Regions from separate parts of the Homo sapiens genome. Here all the other regions are linked to region 3. The links are chromatin contacts, found by Hi-C or POLR2A ChIA-PET in ENCODE. All regions are on one chromosome and are shown on one strand. Each heading gives the region's core, a stretch centred on a gene start or an enhancer-like site at or near the end of the contact. The rest is flanking DNA. Distances are from core to core; before and after follow the strand shown. Region 1 has its middle 88 kb from the start of SGIP1. Region 2 overlaps PDE4B (phosphodiesterase 4B). Region 3 has its middle 55 kb from the start of DNAJC6-AS1.

Region 1 (3,236 bases), core at 564-3,063, 1.2 Mb before region 3:
TTTATGGAATACAATCTGTAAGAATCCAATAACCTATATTGGAGGTGCTGATTGCAGCAATGTAAGTATTTATTTCCAGACAATCCCACCATATAACTCCCTCCTCTGCTCACTTGCTTACTGCTACGGCTGCCTGCTCAGGTTGTAGTTCATTGCTTCTGTTATTATTTACTTAACTCTTAGAGCCTCAGAAGTTTTCCCTCACTTTTTAATAAGTGTAACAATGCATTAAAATTATGTTTATTGTGTGTGTGTGTAATTCATCATTGGATTATAGGTCATTGGATTATAGGTCAGATACTTTTTGAGCCCTGAACATCATAGGCTGTCCTTTTCAAGACATCATATAATGTCCTATTCCATCATAAGAATCTTTCTCCAAAATTCCATGAGAATGACCTGAATCTTGATGTCTCATTCTCCAAGACTCAAGAAAGCACATATATTTGCATTCTCAGACTGATAGCAACTGAATGGTTATCATTCAAGGAGAACTTGTGAAAGCCTCCCCTTCCCCAGAAATGTCCACATCAGGAGCTTGGCGTTTAAGAGGTCTCTATGTTCTGGTATCTGAGCTGTCTGAGGGTCACTTTGGATTACAGATTCAGGAGTGAGAGGGACCTGGTAGTGAAGACCGCAGACTAGAGATGCTTGTAAGAATAACAGGGGGAGAGAGATTTCTGAAATTGGTATATGGATTTTTGTAATTAACATTTGCTATATCCCCAGTGTCTAGTATAAGCTCTGACAAATCAGAGACTTTAGAATAAATCCTTGTCGGTTGAATTAAAAAAATCATGAACCCTTTTTGAGCTTTAGCGACAGTATTGCTTTCTACCACTAGATGGTGGTGTAAAACCACTTTCTCTCTCTCTCAGGCACACAAAATGGCCTTCGTTGTTTTCTGGCCTTCCAAGCAGAAGATTCATCTCCCCAGTCTCAGCTTTTCAAATAATCTCAATCTGGATATCACGCGGCCTTTTCTTTCTGAGAAAAGCTTGAAATCTTTCAGATTCATTCTTGAAAGCTGTGATTTTTCCAGCAACACGTCTACTAATATTTGATTCACACTGGGAAGATTTCTATGGCTGTGACATCCAGAATGCAGATACATCTATGGAGCATGGTTGTTGTTGTTTTGGTCAGAGGTGGCAGTGTAGATTAATTAATGGAAAGAAAAGAAACCAGAAATTGTGAGATTTGGATACCAGACTCAACATCTCTGTGCCTTTCCTCAAATTAAAAATATCCAACTTGGCCGGTGATTTTCAAATTGTTCTCTTGTTCCACAATGACCTAAGGAAACTTCAGAGACAAGTCCAGCTGACAAGGTGTGTGCATGTGTGTGCGTGCATTTGCACATGTGTGTGCACATGTGTGTTTGGTGATTGGAGCAAGTATGAAAGGTTCAGTTATGTTGATGCCCCTCCTAGCCCTCACATTTGTGGTTCTAAGTTCTTTCGTTTTCATGATTGAATTTTTCACCCTGGTCTACTTGAGTGCATACTAAGAGATGTGGGGCTCTGGACCAGCCTGAAAGGAGACCCCTGCAGTCTCTGTTCATCTCCAGCACCCTCCTCTTCTCTCTCCTGGTTCTGTCTTTCTACTGTCTTGCTGAGCTCTTGCTGCCTGGCTCAAATAACTCAACACAGCAACAAGAGGTATTTGGAGAAGGGTTGGAGAGACAGAGTTTTCATGGCAGTGCAATTAATTGAAAAAGAAAAGAGCCAGTTCTTATAATGAGCCTGAGTAAGTACATAAACAGAAACTGAATGTCAAGACTCTCAAACAGGAAAGCGTCACCCCAGCAGGCTGTGCACAGAGGCAGGAACAAAGCCCACAGAGGCAGGAACAAAGCCCACAGAGGAAGAAACAAAGCACATAGAGAAGAGGGTCGCAAAGATGGACAGGTGGGACCATGAAGTTAAACAGCTCCACGAGCATGCTTTGAGTGTCTACTATGTGCTGGGCTCTAAGGATATGGAAACAAATGTAAGGAAATCTTAGGAATTGGGAGAGAGGTTCCAAACTAGAGAGCTACCAGGCCCTATTTAAGTGCTTTGACAGTAGGAGGGACAGAGTGCCAGGAAAATTCAGAGAAAAGGTACCAAATTTAGTGTTGGTGGGTTTGGGAGACTCCCTGAAGGAACTAATGCACAGAAAAAAAAAGGAAAGGAAAAGAAAGGAAAGGAAAGGAAAGGAAAGGAAAGGAAAGGAAAGGAAAGGAAAGGAAAGGAAAGGAAAGGAAAGGGAGGGGAGGGGAGGGGAGGGGAGGGGAGGGGAGGGGAGGGGAGGGGAGGGAAGGGGAGGAGAGGGGAGGGAAGGGAGAAGGGTGGGAGGGAGGGAGAAATAAAGAGAGAAAGAAGAAAAGTTTGTATGAGCTTAAAATTGTCTCTCTAATCCTTCTCCAAATACCTCTTTCCTGATGCTGACGTGTTGACTTATTTGGGCCAGGCAGCCAGAGCTCAGGGTGACATTAGAAAGACAGCACCACGGGAGGGAATAGGAAGGTGGTGGGGGTGAGCAGAGACCTGCATTCATTCTTAGCTAAAGGGTTATCTCTTTTCAGGAGAAATTTTTATCAGACTTCTTTAATATATATTTGGTAGTTGGTTTTATACAATTATGTAGTATTAATAGCTACTCTTCGTTAAGTTCTAAGCATAGTTCTAGGCAATTTACATACAATTCCACATTTAATCCTCACAACAATCCCTTGAGCTAGGCAGTAGTATCAAGATCTTTATGTTGAAAACTGTTTTATGGAAAATTTTAAGCTCACACCAACTTTCTTTCCTTCCTTCCTTCCTTCTTTCCTTCCTTCCTTCCTTCTTTCCTTCCTTCCTTCCTTCTTTCTTCCTTTCCTTTCTTTCTCTCTCTCTCTCTTTCTTTCATCTCCATTTTACCCATCACCCAGTATGAAGAGTTATCAACTTGGAGCCAATTGTGTTTCATCTAGGCCCCCCACACTTTCAGATGTCAGTAGTATGTTAAAGCAAATTCCAGATGTCTTGTCATTTTATCTGTACATCACTCAATATGTTAATCTAAAATATAAGGATACTTCGAAAAATGTGAACACGAGTCTACTTTCAGGGAAGGTGGAGTAGCAGGGATTGAATTTATCCTCCTGCCTGAAACAACAACAATAACAACAAAAGAAAAAAAAATACGTGAAAGAGTTTTTGAAGTTTCTAGACATCAGGCAATGAGGGACAGTGACACCTGAAGCAAGC
Region 2 (3,716 bases), core at 679-3,178, 1.1 Mb before region 3:
ACATAGTCATCTTAAGGCAACCATAAAACACACAACATGGCGAAGTATGCAAATGGAGGTCACTTAGTGTCAGAAACTAACCTAGTCCTTTAAATGTTGCTTAGCAACAACTGTTGGTTTTCCTCCTCCATAAGGGAGGGCCCAACCACACTGATGTGAAAGCAATCATTGCTCTCATCAAAAAGCACTTATGAAGGGCCCATTTATGTTGGGCTCTGTACAAACTAAGAAAGGCAGACATGGCCTTCAAGGAGCAGACGGCGGGGGGTGGAAGGGTATCTTTTACATTCTAGTATATGTAGAGTCCAGTTAGTATGACTAGTGTTTAACTGTGTGATGAGACACATTAAGAAATAGAATAGATATGAATTATGTTTGAAGTTAAGCCTGAGGAGACAGTTGAGGAGCTAGGCTTAGTTGGGCTTTCAGCATCTGACTCCCACATGGGAGTGTTTCTGTTGAGCCAGAGGCAGCCACAATGTAGTAGACAAATCTTGACTTTTCATTCTCAGCTCTCACTCTCCTGTGTAGTTACATCACCTCTCATGTGTAAAATGAGAATGATCAACCCTAACATTTCATACTTGTATGATAAATTCTGTGGCTGCCTCCTACAGTTTGGACACATTATTTACCAGCAACCAAGACTTCCCAGAAAACAAAACTCCCTCTACATGACTGAGGAAAACAACTCAAATTGAAAATGCTTCAGACCATAACAAAGGAAGGGAAGCATTTATCATCCCTCAGAGTTTCATAGTGTAAGACTTTTGGAATCTATTTATTAAGTTACACGTTTCATCCAGACTCGAAGGTAAAATAGCTCCTGGGTAAAACTGTGTCCCAAGGAGTTACTGGATTGGAAGGAAATGGGCATTATTTACTTTATTAAATTCAGTAGAGAAATCCACAAACAGGAACACATTATTTTAAAGATAAATGTGTCTCTACCATCTCATGTACACAGATACTATTTTCCCTAAGAATCTGCCTTCACAGGAAAACCCTGTTACAGCCTACCTAGAAATAATGTCCCCAGAGGAAATGGCCAATGCCCCTTTTCAACACAGACAAGCAAAATTTGTGAATAAACTCTAATAAAAAATTCCTCCGATGCCTTCTTAAGCTTATGCCCAACATTAGATTCACATACACTGCTAGAAATTGCTTCTATTTTTTGAAAAGGGAAGAAGGTATATTTTCTAGATATGTGATTTAATATTATTGGCCTAGAATATACCTTTTCTATAAAATTGTCTGATTTTTGGAATAAGTTCCTTTAATAGTGAAAAGTTATTTTAAAAGTAGAGAATAGGTAATAAAAGCTAAAATTCAATTACACTTGATAGGAACATTTTGTTTGATGGCTTCAATTTTTCTTTAGTTTTAACACTGCATACAGAGATTATTTCTTCTGAGCCAGTTTCTTCTGAAGTGATAGGACACTTCTTCACTTTTCTATATTTCTCATGGGAGAATTAGTTTGAGCTTTATGCAAAGATCCGCAGGCAAGATAGGCACTATCTTGGTAATGAGTTCTTAGTTAAACTAATCACATAGGAGGAGTGAACTGGAATGATCGCAGGCTCTTCTCAAATCTAAAATTTGGGGATTTTATGTTTTTGAGAATAAAACAGTCCAGAATAGTGATAACACAGGAAGCTAGTATAAAGCCCATGAAAGAGCTTCTTCTAAGACTAATTTAGGCCTGTTGAGGGTGACCTGAAAATCACTTAGGAGTGACTCCTAAGTGATTAAAACTATTCTTCACCCTATCAAAGACTAGCTAAAGCAGGTACCTTCCTCTCATGGATAACCTCAGGATGAGGTCAGTAGGAGAAAACTGTAAGAACAGAGAATAAAAAGGTGTCAAAGAGAGGAAGGCAGCCCCAGCAGTTAGTTACTCTTGTGGGTGGCCGTCTACGCAGGAGCCCAGCTGTGAGACAGGCGCCTTATTGTGTGGGATCTTCCTGTTTTTGCAGAATGAAACAACTGCCGAAGTCATTAAAGTCACAATGACTTTATTAGGGACTAACTTTTGACTCATGTTTTATACTTTGTTAGTCATAACTTAAAAAGAATTCCCGGGCATCAGGAAAGTGAAGGGGCTGAAAATTCCTCCTGAAGGCACAGAATGCCTTCAGTGCATTCTGTGCCTTCAGTGGTAGAAAGAAGTCGAAACTGCAGTGGTACAGTTTAGTGAGAAATGAAGTAAACAGAGTCTGTCCCTGTCTTAGCTCTGGCCCTAAGCAAATATGTAATCTTGGGTAAGCTGAATTAACTTCTTGGGGCTCAGTTTCTTTAGTGGTAAAATGGCTAGCTTCTAATCTTCCTTTTGACTTTCAGGAATTTTGCATGGGAAGAAATGAAGACCCAAAGAAGTAAAGCAAATCTAAGTTTTAAATGAAAAAGAAATAAACAGAATGAGGGATATAGTGTGCTTGTCTAAAACTCCTTATGAAACTAACAATTTCCACAATTCTTAACATTTCAGATTATTTGACAATGTGCATCTCATCTCTTCCCTCCTTTTTGTGTTTCCCTATAAACTCTACCAATCATTTGAAACTTGATGTCCAGTTTCTTTATTGACAGGTTTGTCTTATTTGAAAAGCAAGTGCAATTGAATTGAGTTGGTAACATGGTCAAAGAAGTAATAATGGACATGCAATTGTCCATTAACGTCTGCTTAATCAGCTAGTGTTCCATAATGGGTCATCTTAGCAAACAAGTTCTGCTGTACTAACATCTGCAGCAAACCTTTGGTGTGCCAGGGAACAAACACAGTGAGATCATTCTCACTGTCCATGTGCCAAATCAGAAAGAAACTCTTCTAAACATGTTAGAATTGAGTGCTTCTTGTCTTAACTGCTCAGCAACGTAGTAATCAATAGGTAAGTATACAACGAAAAACAAGCATGAATATATCTACCATTATTCTGCATCAAAAATTATGATGAAGCAACAATAGAATCAATTCTACTTGCTAGTTAGAGGACAAGTCTCTGCTCAAGTGACATATTAAAAGGCAAAGCAGGGAAAAACCATTAATGCCTTCATACAGAATTGAAAAATATCAAAAGATCAAACAAATTTGAATATAGCTGCTCTATAACTAATCTCCTAAATGAGATTAGGGCTTGAACAGCTCCCCAAATTATTACATATTTCTTCCTATCTATCTAACCCTTTTCTGCTGTCCATTTTTCTCAGAATTTCTGAAAACTTCTCAAGAGATGATATAACACACATTATTGGAACACTAAAAAATTGACGTTTCCTAGACCCAAAGTGATTCCCATAAGAATGTTTATAGCAATTTCTCATGATCCAACATTCTCTCAACTCTGAAAGTTGCTGCAGTGATGTAATCAAATGGACAAAAGATACTGTAACTATTTATACCTAAAGACTGATACATTCACTATGCATTTTAAACTATATATATAATATTTATAAACTATATTATGTTTCCACATATATAAGGTTGCCAGATTTAGCAAATAAAAATTCGGGGCACCTAGTTAAATTTGAATTTCAGATAAAGAAGAATTTTCTTTATCTTTTTTTTTTTTTAACTGTAAGTATGGTCCTGATATTGCATGTGCAAATAGCCTATGAAGAGATTGGATTTCCAGGCCATACACTCATTATATATGTTAAGTTTAGGGGCACTGTATATTTTTAGATAATTTAAACTTTTCAAAATTTTCTTT
Region 3 (3,261 bases), core at 535-3,034:
GGTCATTTTCAAATTTATTTTTATAATGCTTAATAGGTGCTAACACTTTATAACTACTAACTCGTTTAATTCATTAATTTATTTAATCCTCAAAACACCGGGGGTGGGTGAGGGGGACTATATCGATGGCAGGGTCCTGGTGCAATCTGGCTCTGCCCTGCATCCGGTCGGCCATTTTAGAAATAAGGCATGTCAACCCCCCAGAGGAAGGATCCTCAGATGATGGAAACAGACAAAAAGGACAAGACAAGACACATTCATAAGCAGTATCTACACAGTACCAAGCCCTGCACTTAGCCTCGTGGGGGATGCAAAGATGAAATGGATGAGAATGTGGAATCTTTAATACCAGATGAACAGTGACAAACGCTCTACAGGTGACGAAATGCTAAAGGAGGGGTTACAGGTGGCAGGAACCACAGAGATTTCAGCGAGGAGACTGCATTTGTGCTAGTCTTGGCAGGAGGGTAGGAATCCGGCAGGCTGAGATGCGAGCATGGACACTGCAGACAGAGAAAAGCCGGGAGCCCCCAGATCAGGTCACTTCCCTGCTTAGCACACTTCAGTGTTTTCCCAGCTCACGTAGAATAAAATCCGAACTCCTCTTCATGTTCTGCCCAGACCTCGATCCAGGCCCTGCATCCCTCTCTTTCCCCTTGCTCAATTCAGGCACTCTGGGAACCTTTCCACTTGCTATTCTCTATTACTCGGCTTCACGCTAGAGTAACTCCTAGTCAGTCCTCGGGTCTCCGCTGACTTGCAATGCCTCGGAGAGGCCTTCCCAGTCCGCCTGCCATGGAAGCTCGGGGACCTGCCTTTTTTCCTCTGTCAGCAGACTGATTCCCTCTAAGCGCACATAGCAATGTGTACCGGGCTTTCTCTGTTTTGCGTGTGTAATGTCTGTCTTCCTCTCTAGAAGTAGTTCCAAGATCCGGGCTTTGCCCATCGTGTTCTCCGGCCAAGGCAGATGGAGGGGCTCGATAAAAATTGTGGAATGAATGAATGGAGTGAGTCAGTGATTGGCTGTGAGTTGAGGCCCTGGCGAGGACAGGACTGAGTGTGCTTGGAAATAGTTTATCGTGGCGAGAGCTTCGAAATCACCGCAGGCAGGTAGAGAGGAGGTGGGTACAGGGCGGGAGGACCTTGAAGGGAGCCTCGGGTTCTGATTCATTCCCCCAGTAGGCACTGCATTGCAGGCGCCAGGCCAGGTGCTGGGGGCCGGGGACAAGCTAACCTCAGTGAGGCTGTGTCGCCGCGCCACCGTGGCTTCCCTGTGTCCAGAGCCAAAGCAACGAGCAGGGGCTAGAGGAAAGGAGACTGTGCCGACATCAGCCCCTGCGCTTCCCCAGCGGTCCCGGTACCCGCGACCGAGGGTCGGGTTCGGGCGTCGCCTAGGCATCCAGGCTCCCAGGGCCGGGAACGCGACCCGAGAGACCGCCGGGGACGGCCCCGCCGCCGCTGCGCCCCTGCCTCAGGGTAACAGGTCCCGACCGGCCGCGCCCACACTCACCCTGCGCCGCCTGGCGAGCTGAGCGTGGCCTCCACAGCCGCCGGGTCGCCTTCCACGGCCGCCGCAAGGAAAACAGCTTCCGGCTCTTCTGGCCTCCCTTCTCAGTGGCGCCCATCGGTGCGCCGCGCCCTCCCCCGCCGCGGTCGCCCGAGCCGAGCGCCACCGCTCGCCGCCGCCGCCGCGCGTCTGCCAGGTGCCGGGCCGCTGCTGGGAGATGCGCGCCGGGGGCGGAGCTTGGGGCCGGGAGCCGTGGCTGGCGCCGACAGGGGAGGCTGCCCGGCTCCGCCCACACGGCGGCGCCTGGCGCCCGAGGCGTGCGGGTGCGCGCGGGCCCGCGCCGCTCACTCGGGGGGCACCGTTAGCACCCTTTATTAACACAGGAGTCCTAGGGGGCTCTCACCCGTTTTATCTCCCTGTTACAAACCATACACTCCACACTCCGAGAGGGTAAGGCATCTGCCCACAATCACACAGCGCTAAAGAAATTCCAGAGCCCTAGACTCTGACGATGTTTACTCACACCGTGCTACCGCCTCAAAATGAAACATCACGTTAGAACGTGGTTTTAGTTCTGACAGATATTCCTGTTTTCCTAATACAAGAGATTACTAGTCACCCACATGATTTTTTAAGAACTTGTTCTATGTCCAGTTACTTTTACACACATTTCATGAAACCTCATTGCAACCCCGTGGTGTGGGAGGCGTTTCCCATTTTCCAGATGAGGAAACTGAGATGGCAGAAGTGAGGCTCCCTCACCCCATCCCCATGCCATCACTGGTCTCTGTTGAGATTTTGCTTGGAATTGGGAGAGACTGAGAGGAAGATCAAAACCAATGCCCTTGAACACGACCTGGCTGCAATAATAATAGCTAATATTTATAGAATGCTTTTTATGTGGCAGATTTTACATACATCATCTTATTTAACCCCTCCAGTAATACTCGTGGGGCAGAAACAATCTCCAAACTCAACAGATAGGGAAACCGAGCGTCAGAGAGTACAGGTTAGATATCTAAAACCTCAGTAAAAAGGTTTTATGTTAGGTCAAATTATGAAATTGCCATTTTTGTAGGCCCAAATAATATCAGACAAGAGCTTCTATCGGTGACCAAAATTAAAATCACCAGTGGAGATCGGACACGGTGTCTCACGCCTGTAGTCCCAGCACTTCAGGCGGCTGAGGCAGTCGGATCACTTGAGCCCAGGAGTTCAAGAGCAGCCTGCACAACAAAGCAAAAACCCGTCTCTACCAAAAATGCATACACACACACACACACACACACACACACACACAGACACAAATTAGCCAGGCATGGTGGCACACACCTTCAGTCCCAGCTACTCAGGAGGCTGAGGTGGGAGAATCACCTGTGCCCAGCGAGTTAGAGGCCGCAGTGAGCCGAGAAGGTGCCACTGCACTCCAGCCTGGCTGACAGAGTCACGTTATCTAAAAAAAAAAAAAAAAAAAAAAAAAAAAAAATCACCAGTGGAGACAGGTGAAAATCGAATGCCTGCAGATGTGATATGCTGAGAAAGACACATCATCTATGGAGTATTCTGGCCAAACATGCACAGCATGAAGCTAATCATGGGGAAACATCAGATAAACCCAAAATGAGGAATCCACTATTAAAAGGAGCAGGGAAGTGCTGTATTCTTCAAAAGTATCAATGTCATAAAATAAGAAGAAAAGCTATGGAGATATTCTAGATTCAAGGTGACTGGGCTGGATGCAGTGGCTCACACCT

The links. Hi-C counts contacts between places; a loop is a spot of excess contacts on that map. ChIA-PET counts read pairs that join two places held with the same protein, here RNA polymerase II (POLR2A). Pooled maps may share reads with other maps.
Region 1: a map of right cardiac atrium shows a loop between it and region 3 (6-fold over the local background). The contact joins two enhancer-like sites. A Hi-C loop is called at or near these places in 3 of 168 maps with a recorded cell type or tissue (CD4-positive, alpha-beta memory T cell, naive thymus-derived CD4-positive, alpha-beta T cell and right cardiac atrium) and 9 of 50 pooled maps. POLR2A ChIA-PET finds 5 or more read pairs at or near these places in 1 of 52 experiments (AG04449).
Region 2: a loop to region 3 is called in a pooled map, with 2.0 times the contacts of the local background. The contact joins two enhancer-like sites. A Hi-C loop is called at or near these places in 1 of 168 maps with a recorded cell type or tissue (naive thymus-derived CD4-positive, alpha-beta T cell) and 1 of 50 pooled maps. POLR2A ChIA-PET finds 5 or more read pairs at or near these places in 1 of 52 experiments (BJ).

Annotation. Positions count from the first base shown.
Region 1 is chr1:66,444,213-66,447,448 of GRCh38, reverse strand. No RefSeq gene overlaps it. Among named protein-coding and RNA genes, the nearest start is that of SGIP1, 88 kb to the left of the region's middle. RefSeq lists enhancers at 759-808, 819-868. Within about 2 kb of position 1,813, at least 14 of the 41 ENCODE cell types and tissues checked have a DNase peak (open chromatin) inside an H3K27ac peak, as active enhancers do.
Region 2 is chr1:66,348,528-66,352,243 of GRCh38, reverse strand. The region is part of intron 8 of PDE4B (phosphodiesterase 4B); the gene reads right to left. Among named protein-coding and RNA genes, the nearest start is that of SGIP1, 180 kb to the left of the region's middle. RefSeq lists enhancers at 224-273, 284-373, 1,966-2,015. Within about 2 kb of position 1,928, at least 24 of the 41 ENCODE cell types and tissues checked have a DNase peak (open chromatin) inside an H3K27ac peak, as active enhancers do.
Region 3 is chr1:65,252,899-65,256,159 of GRCh38, reverse strand. No RefSeq gene overlaps it. Among named protein-coding and RNA genes, the nearest start is that of DNAJC6-AS1, 55 kb to the left of the region's middle. RefSeq lists silencers at 1,411-1,480, 1,571-2,070. Within about 2 kb of position 1,784, at least 14 of the 41 ENCODE cell types and tissues checked have a DNase peak (open chromatin) inside an H3K27ac peak, as active enhancers do.